Linked DNA regions of Homo sapiens: regions 1 and 2 are each linked to region 3. A link is an interaction called in ENCODE POLR2A ChIA-PET data of the cell type or tissue named here. Cell type or tissue: HepG2. All regions are shown on one strand.

The links. ChIA-PET counts read pairs that join two places held together with the same protein. Peaks named below come from ENCODE experiments on the same cell type or tissue, not always from the same donor. Only the 100,000 strongest peaks of a DNase experiment are listed, where the experiment ranks them.
Region 1: POLR2A ChIA-PET joins it to region 3 with 6 read pairs; 5 of 35 experiments call an interaction of 5 or more read pairs at or near these places.
Region 2: POLR2A ChIA-PET joins it to region 3 with 5 read pairs; 11 of 35 experiments call an interaction of 5 or more read pairs at or near these places.

Annotation. Positions count from the first base shown.
Region 1 is chr3:57,979,035-57,987,034 of GRCh38, reverse strand. It overlaps LOC105377104 (a long non-coding RNA gene), which reads right to left. Exons shown (of 4, transcript XR_940874.3): 3 at 2,565-2,690; 4 at 407-1,780. Among named protein-coding and RNA genes, the nearest start is that of FLNB, 25 kb to the left of the region's middle. In HepG2, no CTCF peak of the experiment used is centred here; a DNase peak (open chromatin) is centred at 3,044.
Region 2 is chr3:57,995,601-58,003,600 of GRCh38, reverse strand. No RefSeq gene overlaps it. Among named protein-coding and RNA genes, the nearest start is that of FLNB, 8.8 kb to the left of the region's middle. RefSeq lists an enhancer at 5,209-5,784. In HepG2, no CTCF peak of the experiment used is centred here; DNase peaks (open chromatin) are centred at 3,970 and 4,840; H3K4me3 peaks cover 615 bases.
Region 3 is chr3:58,098,852-58,106,851 of GRCh38, reverse strand. FLNB (filamin B) reads right to left here. Exons shown (of 46, transcript NM_001457.4): 8 at 7,944-8,000; 9 at 4,512-4,649; 10 at 2,767-2,893; 11 at 1,636-1,772; 12 at 1-172. Among named protein-coding and RNA genes, the nearest start is that of FLNB-AS1, 68 kb to the left of the region's middle. In HepG2, no CTCF peak of the experiment used is centred here; DNase peaks (open chromatin) are centred at 3,741 and 4,751.

The DNA.
Region 1 (8,000 bases), 120 kb after region 3:
AGAGACACAAAGCAGGTCCAGCCAACTCCCAGGCATTCTTCTCGTTGACCTAAGAACAAGGAGTGAGTAATTATAAGAAATCAGAGTATCCAGCCAGGCGCCGTGGCTCACGCCTGTAATCCCAGCACTTTGGGAGGCTGAGGCGGGGGGATTGCCTGGGGTCAGGAGTTCGAGACCAGCCTGGCCAATATGGTGAAACCCGTCTCTACTAAAAATACAAAAATTAGCTGGGCGTGGTGGCGCCTGTAATCCCAGCTACTCGGGAGGCTGAAGCAGGAGAATCACTTGAACCCGGGAGGCGGAGGTTGCAGTGAACCCAGATTGCGCCACTGCACTCCAGCCTGGGCGACAGAGCGACACTCTATCTCAAAAAACAAAAAACAAACAAACAAACAAAAACAGAGTATCCAAATATGACAGGGCAAGAAAGCCAGGAAAAAAAACGCCAACACCAGATGGAAAATGGCTAAGGAGGAGGAAGCAGTGGTTTGGAAGCAAGGATAGAGTTGAGTTCTGTTTGGTGGGCCCTGGGTTTGAAGACAGATAACTTCGGCTCTCTGGCCTCAGTGTCTTCATCTGTAAAATGGGACTAATAAAGGCCCTTATTTCCTGGGCTGTTGCTTTGGACTCTAGCAGCCAGCCTCTTTCCCATCTCCCCTCTCCAAGTGGAGCTGAGACCTCGCTGTTTGGGGAAATTTGGGTCAGAGAGAAGAAAACAGGGATTTGGCCTCCTGGGCCAGGTGCACAGTACCTCCGCCTTCTCTTGAAGGAACCTAGACTTCGATGCCAAGCCCTGCAAGCAGGGAGGACGAAGAAGGCATCTTCCCAAGTCAAATGAAGAATCCCCTGCAAGTCCCTATGGTCCTACAGGAAGGCGAGACACTTACCACACAATCATCCCAAAATTTACTGGGCTCAGGACAGTGCCAGAGCCCTGAATGCTCACTCAGTCACTCAATCAACATGTGTTCATTGAGTCCCTGTCTATCAGTCAGGACTCTCCTGGTTGTGAGTGGCAGAAACCCAGATAAAACTCCTAAAGCAAAAAGGGGTAGTGATTGGTTCCTGGAACCAGACAGTCCAAGGGGTGGTTCAGGCAAGTCTGGATCTAGGGCCTTGGTGACGTCATCAAGAGCTGCCCTGCTCCATCCTGGTCTCCACCTTCCTTCCTGTTGGCTTCCTTCTCAGGCAGGCTGTCCCCTCGTGGTGACAAAAATGCCCGCCATCTTCTCCAGGCCGAGCTCCTCGAGAATCCCAACAAGATCCCAACAGGGAGAGAGCACCTCTTTCCCAGAACTTCCAGCCAAAGTCCAGGGCTGATGTGAGTTGGTTCTGGTGACCATGGCTGATCCCCCAGTCAAGGAGACTTGGGCCTCTCATTGGCCAGCCCCAGATCCCAGCCTCACTCCACCACGAGGGCTGTGGCCAGCCACCTAGCTGCTGACATGGGGAGGCCATAAATGACAGATTTACTGAGCCCTTGTAAATTACTCTGTGCCAGACATTGTTCCAAGAGCCAAAGATACATATAAACCTCACAAAATCCTGTTATCTCATCAGGCAGGTGAGGTGAGATCGAGTTACTTGGTCCAAATCACACAGCTGGGAGATAGCAAGGCTGGGCCTCAAACCCAAGCACTCAGGATGCCTGTTGCTTAGTGATGTTCTCTGCCAGGCATCAGCTCCACAAGGCTGGCTTCCTCATTGCTGTTGTCTGGAATCATGCTGCACCTGACCAGGCTGTGGGGACTGGCTCCGTGGTTGTGTTAATTTGCTGTGGCTACTTTAATAAAAAAAATTACCACAAATTTCATGACATAAAAGAACACAACTAGGCCAGGCGTGGTGGCTTCAACACCTATAATCCCATCACTTTGGGAGGCCAAGGCAGGTGGATCACTTGAGGCCAGGAGTTTGAGACCAGCCTGGCCAACATAGTGAAATACTAAAAAATAGAAAAATTAGCTGGGCATGGTGGTGTGCACCTGTAGTCCCAGCTACTCAGGAGGCTGAGGCACAAGAATCACTTGAACCCAGGAGGCGGAGGTTGCAGTAAGCTGAGATCACGCCACTGCACTCTAGCCTGGGTGACAGAGCAAGACTCTATCTTGACAAAAAAAAAAAAAAAAAAAAGGACACAACTGAGTCAGATGTGGAGGTGGCTTTACACCTGTAATCCCAGCACTTTAGGAGGCAAGGCAGAAGGATCCTTTGAGCTCAGGAGTTTGAGACCAGCCCTGGCACCATAGGGAGACCCCATCTATAAAAAAAAATTAGCCGGGTGTGGTGGTGTGCACCTGTGGTCCCAGCTATTCGAGAGGCTAAGGTGCGAGGATCACTTGAGCCTGGGAGGTAGTGGCTTCAGGGAGCCAAAATGGACCCACTCACTCCAGTCTGGGTGACAGAGCAAGACCCTGTCTCAAAACAAACAAACAAGAAAACACAACTGTATTCTCTTATCATTCTGGAGGCCAGAAGTCAGCAATCAGTTTCACTAGGCTAAAGTCAAGGCGTCAGCAGGGCTGGCTCCTTCTGGAGGCTCCAGGGGCTATCCTTGCCTTTACCTGCTTCCAAAAGCCACATACACCTCTTGGCTCATGGCCCTTGCTTCCATCTCCAAAGCCAGCAGGGTAGCATCTTCAAATCTCTTTCTCTCTGGTCTTCTGCTTTGTCATCCTATCTTCTTTTGTCTGAAAGACAGACAGGAGGAGGAGATCCTCTTACAGAGCCTGCTGTGATTACATGGGGCCCATCTGGATAATCCAGGATACTCTCCTCATCTCAAGGGCCCTAACTGAATCACATCTGTGAAGTCTCTTTTTTGCCATGTAAGGTCACATTTACAGGTTACAGGGATTAGGACTTGGATACCTTGAGGGGCCAATATTTTGCTTACCACAGTGGCAGAGTATGTGGGCTCTGAGCCTGGAGATGGCTCTTGAATCTGGGTAGCTCAGCCTCTAAATTGCTGTGTCACCAAGTGATTTAACCTCCCTGTGCCCCAGAGTGCAGAGATCAAGAGGTGTGGGAGCCCAGCATTTTGAGGAAATGAAAGCAATTCAGGCTGATGGAGGATGGGTGGAGTGGAAGAGGCCTTTGGCCTCAAGCCCATGCTCTGAGTCAGTTTCCACGTCTGTACAACGGAAATGATAACGGTCTCTTCTTCATAGTGCTGGCTGTCATAGGATTAAATGAGTTAAGACTTGTGAAATGCTGAGCACGATGCTTAGCACAGAGACGGTGCTCAATAAATGTTGGCAACTTGATATTGTCTTAGTTTGGGTTTCCTCAAAAGCAGACCCAAGTCCAGGATTCACATAGGAGTTATTCATTTGGGAAATGATTCCAAGAAGTGCTGGCAAGGGAGGTGGGAGGTGAGGCTGGAAAGACAGGAAGCCCACAAAAGGTGCATTCATGAGTGGGCTGCTCCTGCGAGCAGCTGGAGCTCCATCCTGCAGGGGAACCTAAGGGCCAGGTAGAGTGTACCCTCCAAGGCATCTGAAGGGCTGGGGCCTGCATTTACCAGTAGTCATTGGTTGAGGGCTTACTGAGGAGGGGCTGTTAACTCACCACCCTCCGGCCGACCATGTGTGCAAGCACAGCCAGCTCCTGTGATCAGAAAAAGTCACGGCTGCATGGCCAGATGTGGTGGCTCAGGCCTGTAATCCCAGCATTTTGGGAGGCCAAGATGGGTGGATCTCTTGAGGCCAGGAGTTTGAGACCAGCCTGGGCAACATGGTGAAACCCCCTCTCTACGAAAAATACAAAAATGAGCTGGGTGTGGTGGCGTGCTCCTGTAGTCCCAGCTACTTGGGGTGCTGAGGCAGGAGGATCGCTTGAGCCTTGGAGGTCGAGGATACAGTGAGCCATGTTCCTGCCACTGCATTCCAGCCTGGGTGACAAAGCAAGACCCTGTCTCGAGAAAGAAAGAAAAGAGAGAGAGAGAGCGAGAAAGAAAGAGAGGAGAGAAGAAAGAAAGAAGGAAGGAAGGAAGGAAAGAGAAAAAAATCAAAGAAAAGGAAAGGAAAGAAAAAAGAAAAGAAAAGAAAAAAGTCATGGCTGCTGGCGGCTAAGGTGAGTGGTGTAGGCTGAAGGGGCATGGTGGGGGGCATTGAGTGTGCTGCATACATCACACAGGACCATCCCCACCCAGGAGCCTTGATCGTTGGGACCAGGATCTGGTGACTATAAATAAAGGGACATGCGCAGAAGAGTCTGGCTCCTTCTGTCTTGGAAATGGGGCCTGAGCCTTCTGAACAGTTGGGAGAGGTTTTAAACCAGTTTCATTTCCTTTTTCCAAGATGTAGCTGTTGTCTAGGGCAGGCCGAAGTGGGGGTGTTAACAGATTTAACAGAGTCCCACTGGTCCTGGTGAGGTTTTCATGGCAGGTGGCTGGGAGGCCGGCTCTGTAGTCCAGCACCTCAGGGCCTGAGAGGAAAATGGTGTCTGTGGACAAATGCTGGGAACACCAGTCACATCTCTGCTTTGTCCAGGGAAGCAGAGGGGCCATGAAGGGCCATGGAGGGCAAGTGATGAAGGGCAGGAAGGAAGACGACCTTTTAAAAGAACACAGGCGGCTGGGCGCAGTAGCTCACGCCTATAATCCCAACACTTTGGGAGGTCGAGGCAGGCGGATCACGAGGTCAAGAGATTGCGACCATCTTGGCCAACATGGTGAAACCCCGTCTCTACTAAAAAAAAAAAAAAAAAAGTGGCCGGGCACGGTGGCTCACCCCTGTAATCCCAGCACTTTGGGAGGCCGAGATGAGCTGATCACGAGGTTAGGAGATCAAGACCATCCTGGCTAACACGGTGAAACCTCGTCTCTACTAAAAATACAAAAAAAAAAAAAATTAGCTGGGTGTAGCGGCGGGCACCTGTAGTCCCAGTTACTTGGGAGGCTGAGGCAGGAGAATGGTGTGAACCCGGGAGGCGGAGCTTGCAGTGAGCCGAGATCACACCACTGCACTCCAGCCTGGCAACAGAGTGAGACTCCATCTCAAAAAATAATAATAAATAAAAATAAATAAATAAATAAAAGAACACAGGCCAAGAGACTGTAGTCCTGGGTGGAGAGCAGGGCTGTTGTGGCTTTCTGAGATATTTTGGGCATGAATAATGCTCGGACTGTAGGGTGGACACAAAAAGGGAAGTGGGGAGAGGTCCTCAGAGACAGGGAAAGGTCAGCTACCCTGCACAGCCAAAACCTGAAGAGGCCTTACCCACGTCTCCCTGCAGCAGAGAGGCAAAGGTCGCTTCTGGTTCAGGAAACCTGCAGGGGCCCCGGGCCCACGGGAACAGGGTTGGTTTGGACATGAGGACAGAACTCTGGGGTAGTGCACCCCGCAGCCACCCTGCACCCCCAGCGCTTCCCAGTCCTCGCTCTGCTCTACACCCTGGCGGAATGCTGCTGACAGGATGTGGCCAGAGCTTAGAGCCTGAGATTTGGGACAGACCTTGACTTCATTTGAAGTTCCCAAAACATGTCTTCCTGGAGGGGCTCCTTCAACCCTGGGACCTCCCTGCCCCCATGATCAGTACACATGACTTCATCTGTCCTATGTGGTGCAGAGGAGGAGAATTCAGTGTCACCTGCCAGTCTCCCTGATCCAGGGGATCCTATGGTCAAGAGCCCATCAGCCTACGTTCTGGTCCCAGATCTGCTAGCTGTGTGATTTTTTTGTTTTGTTTTTTTTGATACAGAGTCTCACTGTGTCGCCCAGGCTGGAGTGCAGTGCAACAATCTTGGCTCACTGCAGCCTTTGCTTCCTAGGTTCAAGCGATTCTCATGCCTTATCCACTGGAGTAGCTGGGATTACAGGTGCCTGACATCGCTCCCAGCTAATTTTTTTTTTTTTTTTTTTTGAGATGGAGTTTCACTCTTATTGCCCAGGCTGGAGTGCAACGGCGTGATATCGGCTCACTGCAACCTCCACCTCCCGGGTTCAAGAAATTCTCCTGCCACAGCCTCCCAAGTAACTGGAATTACAAGCATGCGCCACCACACCCGGCTAATTTTGTATTTTTAGTAGAGATGGGGTTTCACCATGTTGGTCAGGCTGGTTTTGAACTCCTAACCTCAGGTGGTCCGCCCTCCTCGGCCTCCCAAAGTTTGGGATTACAGATGAGCCAGTGCGCCCGGCCTAGCTGTGTGCCTTTGCAAGTTATCTAACCCCTCTGAGCCTCCACCATCTTCCTCTCATTAAACGGGCTGATCATAATGGTACCCACCTGATGAAATTGTAAGGCCCAAATAAGTTTCTGCAAAGCACTCACACAGTGCCTGGCACACAGGAAACCACCAACTTCTCTATCCAGTATGTGTTATGCCATTCATCCTGATAATAGCCCAACTGCATGCACCTTGTACCCTGTATGGTCCCCATCAGAGCAAATCATCCTGCTGTGACAGATTACAACATTCTGGTAACTTCTCAGACTCTTCCCTTGAAACTCCCTGTGCCAGGCACTCTTACTGCTCTGCTGTTGTTTTAGAGCACATGGGTGCTCTAAAAATATTCATGTTGAAAGAACTCTTGTTTGACGGACCATGAAGCTGTGGGTGGAGGGTTTCAGGGACATATACATGGTTCCTAGCAATGGGCAGGGGGCATTCAATATGCAGAGTCTAGCCCATGCTGCTATGTCATTTTTTTTTTTCTTTTTTTTAAGACAGAGTCTCACTCTGTTACCCAGGCTGGAGTGCAGTGGTGCGATCTCGGCTCACTGCAACCTCCACCTCTCGGGTTCAAGTGATTCTCCTGCCTCAGCCTCCTGAGTAGCTGGGACTACAGGCGCGTGCCACCACACTCGGCTAATTTTTTGTATTTTTAGTAGAGACTGGGTTTCACCGTGTTAGACAGGAAGGTCTCGATCTCTTGACCTCGTGATCCGCCCGCCTTGGCCTCCCAAAGTGCTGGGATTACAGGCGTGAGCCACCACGCCCAGCCGCTACTATGTCTTATCTGCAATGTTTGAGTGCCTTCTGTACATCAGGCCTTGGGCTGAGCACCGGGGAGACACACAAAAAAACAAGGAAACTCTCAGCTTTGTCTTTGAGGCGCTCAATTTTGCAGGGAGGATAAATTCACAAATGTCTGGAAGACACCAGGCATTCTACACAGGGGCCTTGTGGCCCTATGTCCTGGCACATGGTGCTCAAGAAATATTCATTAAATCAGGTAGGGTGCAATGGCTCAAGCCCGTAGCCAGCACTTTGGGAGGCCGAGGCAGGCAGATCACGAAGTCAGGAGTTTGAGACCAAACTGGCCAACATAGTGAAACTCCCCCCTCTACCAAAAATACAAAAATTAGCCAGGCATGGTGGCGGGCGCCTGTAGTCCCAGCTACTTGGGAGGCTGAGGCAGGAGAATCGCTCAAACCCGGGAGGCGGAGGTTGCAGTGAACTGAGATCGCACGACTGTACTCCAGCCTGGGCTACAGAGTAAGACTCCGTCTCAAAAAAAAAAAAAAAAAAAAATAGAGATGGGGTCTCACTCTGTTGCCTAGACTGGTCAGAACCCCTGGGCTCAAGTGATCTTCCCATCTCAGCCTCCCAAAGTGCTGGGATTATAGGCATGAGCCACCATACCCAGCCTGCATCCTATCTTTAGAAAAGGCATGATAGGCCAGGCACAGTGGCTCATGCCTATAATCTCAGCACTTTGGGAGGCCGAGGCGGGCGGATCACGAGGTCAGGAGTTTGAGACCAGCCTTGCCAACAAGGTGAAACCGTCTCTACTAAAAATACAAAAATTAGCCAGGCGTGGTGGTGCATACCTGTAATCCCAGCTACTTGGGAGGCTGAGGCATGAGAATCGCTTGAACCTGGGAGGCAGGGGTTGCAGTGAGCCAAGATCATGCCACTGCACTCCAGTCTAGGCGACAGAGTGAGACTCCATCTCGAAAAAAAAATACTTTTTTTTTTTAAAGGGCATGATAATTATCTTGCTCAAAAGGCTACTATGGAGATGAAATGAAATCGTGACTGCCAGGCACCA
Region 2 (8,000 bases), 100 kb after region 3:
CACAGAAGGTTATGATTACACCAGCATCACCACAAACACAACAGTAATGTGTTGTGCTGTCTGTTGTTGACAGAAATGTCATTATGTACACATGACTATATTTGAATGCTTGTTCCCCTCATTAGTGATTAAGTGATAAGATTTGCTATTGGTCAGCTGGTAATGACTGGACAAAGCTGGACTTGAACCTGGGTCTAACTCCAAAGGCTGTATTTTGCCCAAGGGTCCCCGTGGTCTCCCCAAGCCTGGGACATGGTTTTGTCCATTCCGTGGGCCCCTGAGCAGCAGATTCACTCCAGGCAGAGTTGGTAACCTCTTCCTCCCCCACGACCAAGGCCCTCAGTTCCTCATACTTTCCTCCATTCGCACTCATCCATCAAAACTTATCAGCCAGTGTGACTCCCAGGGCCCTCCTCCCTGCTAGGTGAAATGAGCAAATGTGATCAACTCCGCCCAACAGCCACTAATGTGCTAAGGCTCCCCTCTAAGTGTCATTCAAAAAGTAAAAAGGTGCCAGGCACGGTGGCTCACACCTGTAATCCCAGCACTTTGCGAGGCCAAGGCAGGTGGATCACCTGAGGTCAGGAGTTCGAGACCAGCCTGGCCGACATGGTGAAATCCCATCTCTACTAAAAATACAAAAATTAGCCGGGCATGGTGGTGCATGCCTGTAACCCCAGCTACTCCGGAGACTGAGGCAGGAGAATCACTTGAACCCAGGAGGCTGTGGTTGCGGTGAGCCGAGACTGCGCCATCGCACCCTGGGTGGCAGAGCAAGACTCCATCTCAAAAAAAGAAAAAAAAAGTAAAAAGAAACAGGTAAAATTAATGACAATTATATACTTAACCCGATAGTAGGGTGACCAAATGACCAGGTTTGCCCAGGACTAAGGTATCTCCTGGGATGCAGACCTATCAGTGTTGCAACCAGTAAAGTCCCTGACAAACCAGAACAAGCTGATCGCCCTACCCAGAAGATCTAAAATGCTATCATTTCAAAATGCAATTGATATTTTAAAGTATTTTTATATTTTTACTTTGTTTGGGTACTGTCTTTGAAATCCAATATGTATTTCATACTTAAAAAACATCTCAGCTTAGACTGGCACATTTCAAGTGCTCAACAGCCACCTTTGGCTACTGGTGGCTTTCCTGTGGGTCAGTGCAGGAGTAGAGATAGGCTTGATGTTGAAATAAACCAGTGAATAAGTTGGCAACCCATAGTGGTCTCACCAAGATCCTAACCTTGGGACCTCCATTTCTTTCTTTCTTTTTTTTCTTTTATTTATTTATTTATTTTTTAATCTGTTTTTTTAAAACAGAATTTCACTCTTTTTGCCCAGGCTGGAGTGCAATGGCATGATCTCAGCTCACCTCCGCCTTCCAGGTTCAAGCAATTCTGCCTCAGGCCCCCCAAGTAGCTGGAATTACAGGTATGTGCCACCACACCGAGTTACTTTTTTTTTTTTTTTTTGAGACGGAATCTCTCTCAGTCCCCTAGGCTGCAGTGCAGTGGCATGATCTCCGCTCACTGCAACCACTGTCTCCTGGGTTCAAGCGATTATCCTGTCTCAGCCTCCCGAGTAGCTGGGATTACAGGCACCTGCCATCATGCCCGGCTAATTTTTGTATTTTAGTAGAGACAGGGTTTCACCCTGTTGGCTAGGCTGGTCTTGAACTCCTGACCTCACATGATCTGCCCTCCTCAGCCTACCAAAGTGCTAAGATTACAGGCATGAGCCACCGCGCCCAGCCTAATTTTGTATTTTTGGTAGAGACGGGGTTTCACCATGTTGGTCAGGCTGGTCTCGAACTCCTAACCTCAGGTGATCTACCTGCCTCGGCCTCCCAAAGTGCTGGGATTACAGGCATGAGCCACTGCACCTGGCATATTTATTTATTTATTATTTATTTTTAAGTTGCAGGGTACATATGCAGATGTGCAGGTTTGTTACATAGGTAAACATGTGCCATGATGGTTTGCTGCACCTATCAACCCATCACCTAGGTATTAAGCCCAGTATGCATTAGTTATTTTTCCTAATGCTTGGACTTCCATTTCTATATGTGAAACCCACTTGCACAATTCAGGAATCCCAGCTCTGTGAGAGGGGTCCCAGGTGAACCTTCATTCTGTGGTTTCTCAGTGTCCTGGGGTCCACTATTGTAGTCATTATATTAATGTCAGGATATTTGTAATAGTAAAAGTAGTGGTGGCCATAGTAATAGAAGCTTCCATTTCTGGAGTACTGATGTTATCTCATTTAGTCTTCACAAGAACCCTAGGAGGTGTTGTTATTATCCCCATTTTACAGGTAAGGCAACTGAGGCTGAAAGGGGTAGTCATATGCCTGAGATCACAGAGTGGCAGAGCGTGGATACTAAAAAAGTCCCCCGGGAACAGTTATGATTAACTGCAAGGACCTGGAGCTACCCAGAGTTTGTTTCCTTACAGGTAACCGCCATTGTTAACATGTCTTCCAGGAGTTTCTGATAAATGAGAAACTGGGGGCATAGCACTTAGCAAATAAGTATCAACTGAGGGAGTTAATACTGCTATTATCATGATCATCACTGCACCTTCATGACTGAACATCCAAAGAATGCAGGCTGAAGGTTCCAGATTTAGAAGCCCGCTTTCCAAAGGAAATAGAGATAGAGAGTCAGGACTTGCAAAATGAATTCATGTCCTCCCCAGGGTGGGGCCCCAGGAGTCCTCACCCCAGGGCGGGGGCCTTCTCAGTTGTAATTTTACACCAATGTCCACACCCTGCCACCAAGAAAGAGAAGCAAAATATAAAGAAGCATATTTCCTTTGCCTCCACCCTGAGAGGAAGGAGGAGCTGGTTTCTCAACAGCTCCCTAGACAGGTGGGTGTGCTCACCCCCCAGCCCCAGTCTGGCTGTGAAGGTCCTGAGACCATCTGGGTAGGGTGCTGGGAGGAAGCCCACTCAGGTGGGAAGAAGAGGAGGAGTGCTGAGAGGGCAGGCCTTCCCCACCAGGTAGCAAAAGATAATGGCATTTTGCAGTTCCAGATTCAAAATGGCGCCACCAGCCAGCCTTGACCTGAGATAAGGCAGGGGCTGCTGGCAGGCAGGCTGCTTGAAGAAGGCATGGGAGTCCGGCCGGGGGGCTCATCCTTGCAATCCCAGCCATTCGGGAGGCTGAGGTGGAAGGATTTCTTGAGCGCAGGAGTTGGAGACCAGCCTGGGCAACATAGTGAGACCCTGACTCAAAAAATAAAAAAGAAGGCACAGGCCTTCACTCCAACCCTCCCACTCTTAATCCAGCAGCCAAGGTGGAGATCAGAAGGGGCAGGGCAGAGCAATTTTCATGACAGCAATTCTCTACTGTCTGTTTATTCACACAGTGGGCTAAGTGATTGTATCTATAGTCTCTCCTTTGATCCTCACAGATGTAAGAAATGCCACACTAAGTATCTTAACATGGGTTATCTTTTTTCTTTTCTTTTTTCTTTTTTTTTTTTTTTTTTTTTTTGGAGACAGGGTCTCACTCCGTCACCAAGGCAGATTGCGAAGGTGTCATGGCAGCTCACTGCAGCCTGGACCTCCCAGGCTTAAGCGATCCTTCCACCTCAGCCTTGTGAGTAGCTGGGACCACAGGTGCACATCACCACCACGCCCAAATATTTGTATTTTTTGTAGAGATAGGGGTCTTTCCATGTTGCTCAGGCTGGTCTCAAACTCCTGGACTCAAGTGATCTGCCTGCCTCTGCCTCCCAATGTGTTGGGATTACATACGTGAGCCACCGCATCCTTTTTTAAATCTCAAGAATACTGTGTGTGTTACTGAGTGTGATACAATAGTCCCCCCTTATCTGTGACACACATGTTCTAAGACCTCCAGTGAATGCGTGAGGCTGCCCACAGTGCTGAATCCTATATTTCCCATGCTTTTTCAATCTGATAACTAAGAGGACCATGAGCAGGTGGCGTAGACAGCATGTGTACACACTGGACAAAGGGATGATTCACGTCCCAGGCAGGACAGGGTGGGACAGGGTGAGATTTTATCACGCTACTCAGAACGGTGTGCAATGTAAAACATGAATTCTTTCTGGAATTTTCCATGTTTTTTTTATTGTAGTTAGCTGTAGCAAACTGAAACCATGGAGAGTGAAACTGTGGACAAAGGAGAACTACTGTACTAACATTATCATCCCTGTAGCACAAGTTGGGAAACTGAGGCTCAAAGAGAAAGTCCCCTATGCAAGCTCCTGTGGGTATTAAGTGTCAGAATCTGAATTTGAACCCTAGTCTAACCGACTCTAGAAGCCAGCTCTGCATCTTGGAGATCTCTTCAATCCTTCAGAACACACAGCCCTAACTGCCCAAAGCACAGCTTACCTTTCTGTGGTAAGAGAATGAAGGCGGCAGCCACCCTTCACTCCACATCTGCGTGTTGTTCCTCAGCAGAGGTGGGGAATCAGGGCCTGCTAAGGGCCTCAACTTCCTCCCACTGGCCCTTCCCAGCCCAAGGTGGAACCCATGGCCAGAGCATGCCTCACACCCCACCTTAGTCTCACTAGAATCTCACATGTGCAATTTGCAAATGAGTGGGCTGTCTTCCTCCACCCAGTCTGACTTTCACTTCTTTAGAAGATTTTTGTGTGACTCTGTTTTATTTTGTTTTAACTGCAGACAAATGCCACAGAGCACTTTTCTGCTAAAGAAAACTGTCTAGCTACTGCTCACCTGGCAAAGCCAGTCTGCCTTCCAACTGGAACAGAGCTTCCCCTTTGCGAATGGCTTTACGCTGACAAAGCCCTTTTCTGTCCTTATCTCATCTACTCCTCCGCCAGCCAGAGTTAGCAGTATTATTCTCAGAGCGCCCGAGAACAGAGTGTTTATTCTTATCCCTATTATCTAAAAGAGTGGAGGCGTTTATGATCACTCATTGAATTGCTATGGAGTGGGGAGAGCTCGGAAAGGTGAAGTGACTTGCTCAAGGTCACACAGTGACAGCATCAGAACTCAACTTTTGCTTTTCTTTCTTTCTTTCTTCCTTTTCTTTCTCTCTTTCTTTCTTTGTCTCTTTCTTTCTTTTTCGTTCTTTTCCTTTCTCTTTTCTTTTCTTTCTCTTTCTCTTTCCTTCCTTTTCTTTCTCTTTTCTTTCTCTCTTTCTCTTTCTTTCTTTTCTTTCTTTCTCCTTCTTTTCTTTCTTCTTTCTTCCTCTTTCTTTCTTTCCTTTTTTTGTTGACAGGGTCTCTGTCACCCAGGTTGGAGTGCAGTGGTACGATCTTGGCTCACTGCAACCTCCACCTCGCAGGTCCAAGCAATTATCCTGCCTCAGCCTCCCAAGTAGCTGGGATTACAGGCACCCACCATCACACCTGGCTAATTTTTGTATTTTCAGTAGAGACAGGGTTTCATCATGTTGGCCAGGCTTGTCTGGAACTCCTGGCCTCAAGTGATCCACCCGCCTCGGCCTCCCAAAGTGCTGGGATTATAGGCATGAGCCACCACGCCCAGCCACCCTTTTGCTTTCTAACTCCAAAACCTATTCTGTAGCACTCCAGAATGTATCTTCAAGGAAGTTTATTGCAGCACTTTTTACAGCAAGCTAAATATCCCTCACTAGTGGACTGATAACATGTGGTCCCACTAGGGCCGGGCGAGGTGACTCACACCTGTAATCCCCGCACTTTGGGAGGCTGAGGTAGGCGGATCACTTGAGGTCAGGAGCTCAAGACCAGCCTGGCCAACATGGTGAAACCCGCCTCTACTAAAAATACAAAAATTAGCTGAGCATGATGGCAGATGCCTGTAATCCCAGCTGTTCGGGAGGCTGAGACAGGAGAATTGCTTGAATCTGGGGCAGAGGTTGCACTGAGCCAAGATAGCACCACTGTACTCCAGCCTGGGTGACAGAGCAAGACTCTGTCTCAAAAAAAAAAAATGTGGTCCCACTAGCAGCCTGGACGTCACCTGGGAGTGTGCAGAATCTCAGGTGCCACCCAGACCCACTGAATCAGGGGCTGCAGTTTAACAAGACCCCTAAGGTGATCCATGTGCTCATTCAAGTTTGAAAGGAGCTGCATTACAGTACATCCATCAGATGGGCTACTTTGGCACTTTTAAAATAATTTTTTTTTTTTTTTTTTTTTAGAGATGGGGTCTTATTATGTCACCTAGGCTGGTCTCCAACTCCTGGGTTCAAGTGATCCTCCCACCTTGGTCTCCCAAAGTGCTGAGATTACAGGGATGAACCACTGCACTCAGCTGTACTTCTTAAAAGAATGTAATGGATCTATATAGGCTTATCTGAATATTTATTGTAAAGCAGGAGGAGGGGAGAAGCAAGTTACAGACCAGCATGAATTTGTATGATTTAATTTGTGTGCACATTTTAGAAACAAAAATAGCAGTTGGGTGCAGTGGCTCACAACTGTAATCCCAGCACTTTGGGAGGCAGAGGTGGGCAGATTGTTTGAGCTCAGGAGTTCGAGGCCAGCCTGGACAATATAGCAAAATCCCATCTCTACAAAAAGTACAGGGCATGGTGGTGTGCACTTGTAGCCCCTGCTACTCAGGAGGCTGAGGTGGGAAGATGGCTTGAGCATAGGACGTGGAGATTGCAGTGAGCTGAGATGAAACCACTGCATTCCAGACTGGGTGACAGAGCCAGATCCTGTCTCAGAAAAATTAAAAGTAAAGTTAAAACAATTTAAAAAGCACTAACAGCCAAGTGTGGTGGCTCACACCTATAATCCAGTGCTTTGGGAGGCTGAGGCAGGAGGATTGTTTCAGCCCAGGAGTTTGAGACCAGCCTGGGCAACATAGCAAGACCCCCATCTCTACAACTACTTGGAAGGCTGAGAGGCTGAGGTAGGAGGATCACTGGAGCCCAGAAGTTTAAGACCAGCATGGGCAACATAGTGAGATTCTGTCTGTAAATAAAAAAAAAAAAAAAGCACTAATATATGTTAATGTATGGATTAATGTATGTTAATGTATGTATGGATTAAGTTGCTCATCAGCCGGGCAGCCTCCCAGGGAACCAGTCTAGGAGGGGAGCCAAAACAGGACTGAAAGAAATGGAAACACGGTGCCAGGTAACTCAGGTTTCCACATGAGGTGGACCTGTAACCCCCGGTGATCAGAGGTATATAGCACCCACTGGGGGAAACGAAAACACCCTCCTCCCCAGCACTAGAGTCCAGCTACAGATTCTCTCAGGACTTGTCAGGTCACGTCAGTTTAGTCTTTGGTCCAGGCTGCATGCTGCGCCCAAGACCTAGTGATTTGTTAGCGCAGCTCCTGATCCTATTCCCTTTAGGACAGCTCCGCCGGGTGCTGTGGCTCATGCCTGTAATCCTAGCACTTTGGGAGGCCGAGGAAGGTGGATCACCTGAGGTTGGGAGTTCAAGACCAGCCTGACCAACATGGAGAAACCCTGTCTCTACTAATAATACAAAATTAGCTGGGTGTGGTGGCATGCCTGTAATCCCAGCTACTCGGGAGGCTGAGTCAGGAGAATCGCTTGAACCCAGGAGGCAGAGGTTGCAGTAAACTGAGATCGTGCCATTGCACTCCAGCCTGGGCAACAAGAGTGAAACTCCTTCTCAAAAAAAAAAAAAAAAAAGGCAGCTCCAAAAAGCTGACTGGCTTGGAGAACTACAATTCCAAGACAATTCCAAATAAGTCAAAAGGCCAGCTTACATTCTGTGCCTGTAATAAATCCTTTATTTTGAAAAGAAAGAGGAATGTTATTTTTCATTAACAGAAAATTGGTTTCTCCACATTCTGCCTAAATACATTTTGAAAAACTATCTTACAAATATCAGGTTGAGGGGATGCCAACTTTTTAGGCTGCCCAGGGCACCTATATGTCTCAGTCCAGTTCTGTACATGGATAAGAAAAAAAATAAACCCTGAAAGGATTTATAGCAGTGGGCCAAGGCAATCATGATGAGGTAAAATGATAAGTTTTACTTTTTTTTTTTCAAGACAGTTTCACTCTGTCGCCCAGGCTGGAGT
Region 3 (8,000 bases):
GTGGCTGGGTGGATGAAGGCCATGTACGGGCTGTCCTTGATGTCTTCGTCGTCACACATGATGTGAACAGCATATTCGCCAGGCTCCTTGGGCCAGTATTTGACATCACACGATCCATCATTCTGGTCGTTGTACTCAATCTTTGCCTGAGAGGGGCCTTCAATGGCAAACCCTAGGGGGTGGAGGTGGAAGGGTCTCCCTGGTTATATGGTGGAAAGCACCTATTCTATGTTACGACAGCTCATTCCCGCTGCCTCCCTAAAAGCCAAGTGTTGGCCAGAAGATTGAAATCTGTTTGTATCCCTTTCTTCCAAAACCAAGCTCATTAAGTCTTCAGTAGAGATGGAAGGGGTGGAAAATATATATATATTTTTTTTTTTTCAAATGTAGGCCTGGGCTGGGTGTGGTGGCTCACACCTGTCATCCCAGCACTTTGGGAGGGCCGAGGCAGGTGGATCACTTGAGGCCAGGAGGATATATATATATATATATATATATAGTATTAAATACATTATATGTATTTTATCATCATCCAACAGGGGAAGTCCAACCAGCAAACCCTTCTGTTGGAGATGTGGCAACATGTGGCAAAAGCCTTGAACCAACACCCACTCTTAGCACCACCAAATCCACTTCTGGGTTTTTATCTGAAGGCAATTACCAAGGATACACAGTCAGCACTGTTTTTATAGCAAAACCCTGGAAATAACTGAAGAGCCTGACAATGGATAGAGCCATACAATGGAATTCCATGGAAGCTATGGAAAATGAAGGCATACCCTATATTTACGCATAAAGATATAAAGACTTGTCTAAGATATTTTCTGTACCAAATCAATATTTGCATGCATATATAGAGAAAAAAGTCTAGAAGGATACACTAAAAGACTTAATATTATCTCTAGACTAAGAATATACAAGACGATTCATATCATCTCTCTAGAAGGGAAAATTAAATGTGATTTCTTATTTTTCTCTTTTGCTTATTGCTATTACCTAAAACGGGTTGCTAAACGACAGTCTGAAGGCCACATCTGGCCCATTGCTTACTTTTGCAAATAAAGTTTTACTGGAACATGGCCACACACGTTTGTTTACGTATTCCTATAGCTGCTTTCAGGCTACAACGGCAGAGTCAAATAACTGTGACAGAGACCATAAGGCCCACAGGTGGAAAATATTTGCCATCTGGCCTTTTATAGAAAAAGCTGGCTGACTCCTGATATAAAATGATCATATATACATTAGACATGTATTTAAAATATACTTCAGCTGTGCTCCAAAGGAAATATTTATCTTCCAAATCCAAATTTCAGCAAAATTCATTCATTCATTCATCTAAACTATAAAGGTCAGTCAACACTATTTGCTAAGTGTTTACTACGTTCCAAGCATTGTTTTAGGCACAATACCCACATAAGGTTTCTGCCCTCAAGGTCTCCTGAATGAATCAATGCTGGTATCAGAGGCAACTGCAAATGTACAGCAGCACGCAGAGATGGCTTAGGGTGGCCAGGAGGCCAGGAAGCTAAAGGTATTGAGGCTAGGCAAGGCCCCAACATCCAGCCTGACACAGCCCGGAAGCCCTGTAATCCTCAGTCCTCCAGAAGATGCTGGTCAGCTGTGTCCACTTACCCAGAGACCCCACTTCAGAGCCAATGGATTCTACCACGAAGTCCGCTGACCGCCCGACAATCCCACCATGGAGCCCAGGGCCCCAAGCACGGACTTTCTGCATACCCGCTTCAGGGCCAACTTGAACTTCAAAGGGGCTACAGGGAAAGGAATAGAAGAAGCATCAAAGAAGAGTAAAGTAAGGTGTCACTATAGCCATAAGCTGCAGTTCCTTTGCACATTCTTTCCACTTGCCTGATCCTTTCATCTGGCATCCCAAACTGCAGCCAAGCCCTTCCTCCTGCAGGCCTCTCACCCATAGCTACTGTTATGTCAACAATATAATGTAATGTGACTGCTTCTGGGAGCTCAGGTGGCCACTGGGTTGGCACTCAAGCCACGCTGCTTTGCACCAGCCTCCTGGCCCTTTACCTTTGTGTGCAGGCCTCCCCAGACTATGACCCTGGAAAGTGAGAGAGTCCACACACTATATCCTGCTTATGCTATAACCAGAAAACTTGGTTGAATGGGCTTTATCTCATACATGAATGAATGTGCTGTAACCTTGGCATGGGAGGCTTAAAAAAAAAAGCGTGGTAGGTATTCGGAACCCAATAATGCCCAAATATTTCTCAAGGCTAACTGAATTTATTCGGAGTTTAAAGTTGCACCTCCAGGGGAGCTGGAAAACACAGAACGCAGAGGGGCAAGTGCAATGCCCACAAGGCAAAGCTGTAGACTGCGTCCCTTGGCCCCTGACAGCACTCACGTAGACGGTCTTAATGTAAACCACAGCAGATTCTGCCCCGTGGCATTCATGAACAAAGGAGTTCATTGAAAAAGAGAATCTCAGTTTATATGCGGGCATCTAGACACACAGCCCATTTGCTCTAACTGCTCCTTCTGCCTCCCCTGCCTCCCACCAGCCCCTAACCACCAGCATTTGATTTAAAGCAAGTCAGCTAAAACCACAGCAACTTTCTGCTGCTTTTGAGAACAGGCCAAATGTCTGTGCTGCTCCGAAAAAAAAAAAAAAAAAGTTTTCAACAAAGCAGATCTCTTTCCCTCCTGCAGCCCGGGAAGCAACTACCCATGAGTCCGCCCTGGGCCGAGCACCCTCCAGAGAAGACCCCTCTGCAGCAGGAGCCTCACCTCTTTGGAATGTGGTGTCCCCCCCATGTGATGGCAATGCTGTATCTCCCCGGGGTGCTGGGGTAATACTCGAATGCGTAGACCCCATCCAGAAAGTCTTTCTGCTTCACCAGCTCCTCCAGACCCTCTGTGGGAAGGAAGGAGATAATCTTTCCAACACAATCCTAGGCCCAAAATGAGAATCAAAAGGACAAGAACAGAGAGGCAGCCACACTGAACAAAACATAAACCATACATAAAAACCAAGTGGGCTGCCCCAGAGTATGGGACCTCTCCCCTCAAAGCCTGGGAGATTATTTCAAAGCTAAAAACACAGCCATCTCTGCTTCAAGGTATGAGGAAATGGAGGATTTCCCAGCTAATTGGCTTTAGAAATCTTGCTTGGCTACGAGGGGCCCTGAGGTCCTGAACTCCCTGGGCCTGCATAAAGATAAATCCAGTCACATTTCAGTATTTCCCAATAATCATAGCTACCCTTCCTAGTCCCCCACAAAAACTGGGGAAGAAGTAAACCTTTAGAAGTATTTGGTATGAGTTTTAGGTTCAGTGTTCCAGCGTATACTTTTCCATCTAAAGCTGGACAACAAAAGCAAGAAAGTCCTCAGACGCTATCTGCAAGAGGACAGGTTTTAGATGTGACGCTGCAAACTCCAAACCCAGCCATCAGGCAGGAACTTGTTTTGTGTTGAGCCCTGAGGTTTGGCCAGGAAAGCCGTTGAGTCAAGCAAGTATTCAAGGTCAGGAGAAAACACACACGTACGCACACATACGCAGAGGCATGCACGCGCGTGCACACACACACACACACACACACACACACCCTCCTTGGCTCCTGTTGGAATAATCTGGGAGGGAAGACAGTCCCCAAGCAGCTTGACTCCAGGTCTGGGCAGTCTAGAACCTCGGCTACCCTCAGGGCACAGCCTGACCCAAAGCCTGGTGCTGTGAAGTCAAATATTAACTTTCTGGAGCTCAGAATGCTCCTGCCCCAGCCTGTTGGGAACACAGAAGGTAAGAGCAATCCTGGTACAGGAAGCTCAAGATTCCACAGGCATGGGAGTAAAACCACCAAAGGCTGCTACACCCGAGACTAGAAGTGCTGAAATGCTTCTCTGTTCCAACGAAAAAAGTGAAGACACCCATCCCCACATCTGCTGTCTCCTTCCCCAAAAGAGGGAGAGAGAATGGGTTGCAGGGTTTAACCTGTACCTCCACAAATGGCATTTATCTACAAAGAAAACTTAATCTTAGGGAATTTTATTCTCCTTCTATAAGCACTGATCATAGTAATTAAGTACTTGACATAATTTCATACTCTATAAAATGTAACCTGTAGTGGGAAAATCACTGGCTTTGGAGACTGTGCTTGAATTCCAGCTCAGATGATTACAAACGCTGTATGACCTTAGGCAAGAGCCTTCCTCTCTGAGCCCAGATGTCTAAAATAAAAAATGAGCCACTTGTTCCAACAGCAGCATTTCCCCAACTCCTTTACATCACTGCTTTTTCTACTCCCAGAAGTCTTGATGTAATGTAAAGCTGTCAAGCCACCCACTGGCCGCATCCAGGGCAGACATTACTAATCAATCACTGCCGTCTTCCCCAAGGAGCCCAGATAGCCTCAAATCCTTGACATAGCCTTCTGGGATTATTGAGGACAACTGGCCGTGGGATGAAATCCATATGCCATGGCTGCAAAGTTAGCCAAAACCACACCTGAGATAGAGAAACAAAGGAACACTTACTAGGACCCTTCATGGTTACACCGAGCTCCCCACTTCCTGCAGCTTTGGTGTCAACCTTGAAATCTGTGGTCTCCCGGATACGGACGCCTTTGGGTTGTAGGCCTCGGCCACTGGCCCGGCAGGCATTTGGATTGCAGGCTGCAAGCACAGTTTTGACATCAATTCAATCTTTCATTCTTTAGTCAGAGTCGTGAAAGCCAAGGTAACCTGGAGCCACCCGCCAAGAAAATATTTGCTTTGCACAAATAGTATGCAGTAGTTGCCCAAGACCAGGGGTCCCACTCAGGGAGCACACCAGGCTAGCAAATACAGACACAATATAACTTTGTCCAGTGACACCACAGAAGGACTGGAGAAAAGTGACTTTGGCAAAGAAAACAGGAGAGCACAGCAAATCCATGCTGTGCTCCTGCTTCCAGCATTTAACCTTTCATTTGTGAAAGGGAGTTAAGGCCGAGTGCTGGACATTATTCAAACCTCACTGCCATACTCAAGGGCTCAGTAATTGGATAGACTGGACTTTTTCAAGTCTTCTTGGAAAATGCAGTACTTGAAAATGCCTGTCTGGGTTCCAAAACCTGGGTCAGCCATTTTTAAGTGTCTAAATGTTGTTGTCTTCCGCCTGAACAACCAGGCAAAAACAACCAACACAGCTTGGAAAGAGACCAGTTCAGCCCCACCTTGGCTGAGGCAGACCAATCTTTTCGTGCTGTCTGTTACAAGGCCTTCAGAATGTGGGTGGCTATAAAGGCAATAATTAGCAGTAAACACCATTGCTGATTTCATTTCCGGGTCTAGCTTGAAAACCTAGAGTTGTAAGTCTAAAAGTTAAGGGCGAAGATAGCTTCCAATATGCCTTACTTGAAATGTCCACAGAACTACTGTTCCATGGTATCTAGAGGTTGATAAAAGATACCTTTATGCCCTAGAATAAATCTTCTGCCCAGCACGGACAACCTTTTCAGTAAATAGAAACGGGAGACTAGTGGGGAAAATGTCATGTTATTAAGTGGCTTTTCCTTTCCAAATCTAACACTGAAAATTTGACAAATCTCTATACAGGAAGGTCACAGACTCCAGAAGACGGGACTCTACTCCACAGACGGAAGGTAATTCCTCCTCTGGTTCCTCCTTCCTGCAATGGCCTTAGCTGGCTATTTGGCAAACAACTGCTTCCCAAAGAGTCATACACATACCCTTGGAGTTAGAGATGATTTTAGATGGTTTATGGATGAACATAAGCTTACGGTGGCACTTTATGGCAAGTGACTTTGGTTTTCCATTGTGAAAGTGATATAAAGTTTCTTTTAACATAAAATAATTTACATCTGTAAACCCAGCACTTTGGGAGGCTGAGGCGGGGAGATTGCTTGAGTCCAGGGGTTTAAGACCAGTCTGGACAACAGAGTGAGACCCCACCTCTACAAAAAAAAGAAAAATTAGGTCAGGCATGGTGGCTTATGCCTGTAAACCCAGCATTTTGGGAGGCCGAGGCAGGTGGATCACTTGACATCAGGAGTTCGAGACCAGCCTGGCCAACATAGTGAAACCCTGTGTCTGCTAAAAGTACAAAAAAACTTAGCCAGGCGTGGTGGTGTGCACCTGTAGTCCCAGCTACTCAGGTGGCTGAGGCAAGAATCACTTGAACCAGGGAAGCAGAAGCTGCAGTGAGCCAAGATCACACCACCACACTCCAGCATGGGTGAGAGAGTGAGACTCTGTCTCAAAACAAAACAAAACAAAAAAAAAAAGAAAAAGAAAAAGAAAAAAAAAGGGTAAAAAATGTAACCAGGCATGGTGGCGCACATCTACAGTCTTAGCTACTCAAGAGGCTGAAGTGGGAGGATCATTTGAGCCTGGGAGGTCGAGGCTACAAGTGAGCCATGATGGTACCACTGCACTCCAGCCCAAAAGACAGAGTGAGACCCTGTATCCTTCCCACCGCGCCCCTGCAAATATATATATATTTTTTTTTTACATATGTAAAATCATTTAGGTGGGAGAGAGGATGTTAGTAAATTAAAAGAAAAAGGTTATTCATTAAATGCTAAATAGTATAGGATGTACAGGCCAGAAAAGAAAAAGGAAGTCCACGAGTGAGGAAAGGTTGGAAAACAATAGTAGAATTAGGAAAGCTATTCAAAATGCTCTCTTATGTAAAAAAGAGCTTTGCTTAGGAATATGTTAGAATTTTTTTTGCCTGTTTTTTCTTTGTCAAGGGGAGAAAAGTTGGTCATACCAGAAGTCAGTCACAATACAATGACAGGACTTCCTCGGAGGGCTTTAATGTGTCTTAAGAAACACACACACACTCATGGAAATTATGAACATGTGCAACAGTCTCAACATCAAAAGAGTAATTGCTGAGTTCATATAAACATTAAATGGGGCTAGAGTCTGAAGGGCACCACCAGCTCCTTCACCATCTAAAAAAGCCCTAGATGTGTTTAAAGGCAATTAGACAGTGGGTTTGGGTTCCGGCTGGACAGGCTGTAATAATAACACCTGCACAGAGTTTCCTAAAATCACACAGAACACGGGCCCAGCTAACATTCACAAGCAGCACAAAGAACTGGCAAGGAAGTCCCACCCAACCAGCCCTTACCAAGCAAGAGGCCTCTGGCCCAGTGGTCTCAACTAGGAAGCCAACAGCTTCAGGGTCCAGGCTGGCCCAGAGGTAGGATTCGGAAGAGGAAGCCACGTCTGCAGACGCAGATTCAGAGGACAGAACAGGGAAAGGCAAGTGTGGGTTAGAAAAGGTAGTACAGTTGGAAAACAAAACAAAACAAAACAAAACAGAAAAAAAGGGGCAACAAAGTCAGAGGGAGAGAGTCTAACATTTGAGAAAAATGCGTACCCCCAGCGCCAGAGGGAGTTTAGCAGAGTAGTTAAGGGTAAGGCCAACAGAGTCTGTGGTTCTAGCCCTGCTGATGCCTTGTAGTACTGATACCTAACGCTATCTAAGCCTCAGCATCTCCACCTGCAAGCTAGGGATAATAATAGCACCTGCAACACACAGGCTGGTGCAATGATTAGATGCAGTCATGGTAAGTGCCTGGGCCAGTAAAGGCCAAGCAATGGAGGCTGCAGGGCCCATGTTGCTGCTGCTAACTTCAGTTATGCTACCGAGTCCTCCCACTGCCTCAGTCCCACCTCCCTCCATGAGGATAATTACTCTCCTGTACATGTGTTTTGGAGAGAAGTAAATGAGTTAATATAAGCAAAGCATTTAGGTCTCTGCGTGGCTCATAGAAGATATTAATATTAATATATTGAGGACAAAGTAAGCCACTTACTGCTGAAGTAGCCCTGGCAGAAAAGGGATAGGCATAAGGTCAATGTTGGGCCCTGACTGTTTTCCTGGCCTCCCTGCCCAGCTGTGCAGTCAGCTTCCCTATGAGAAGCACATGTGGCCAGCAGCCCAGCACTCACCTTCCCCAACCTGCACAACGAAGGGACTCTTAGGAATAGTGTCCCCAGCAAAGAAGA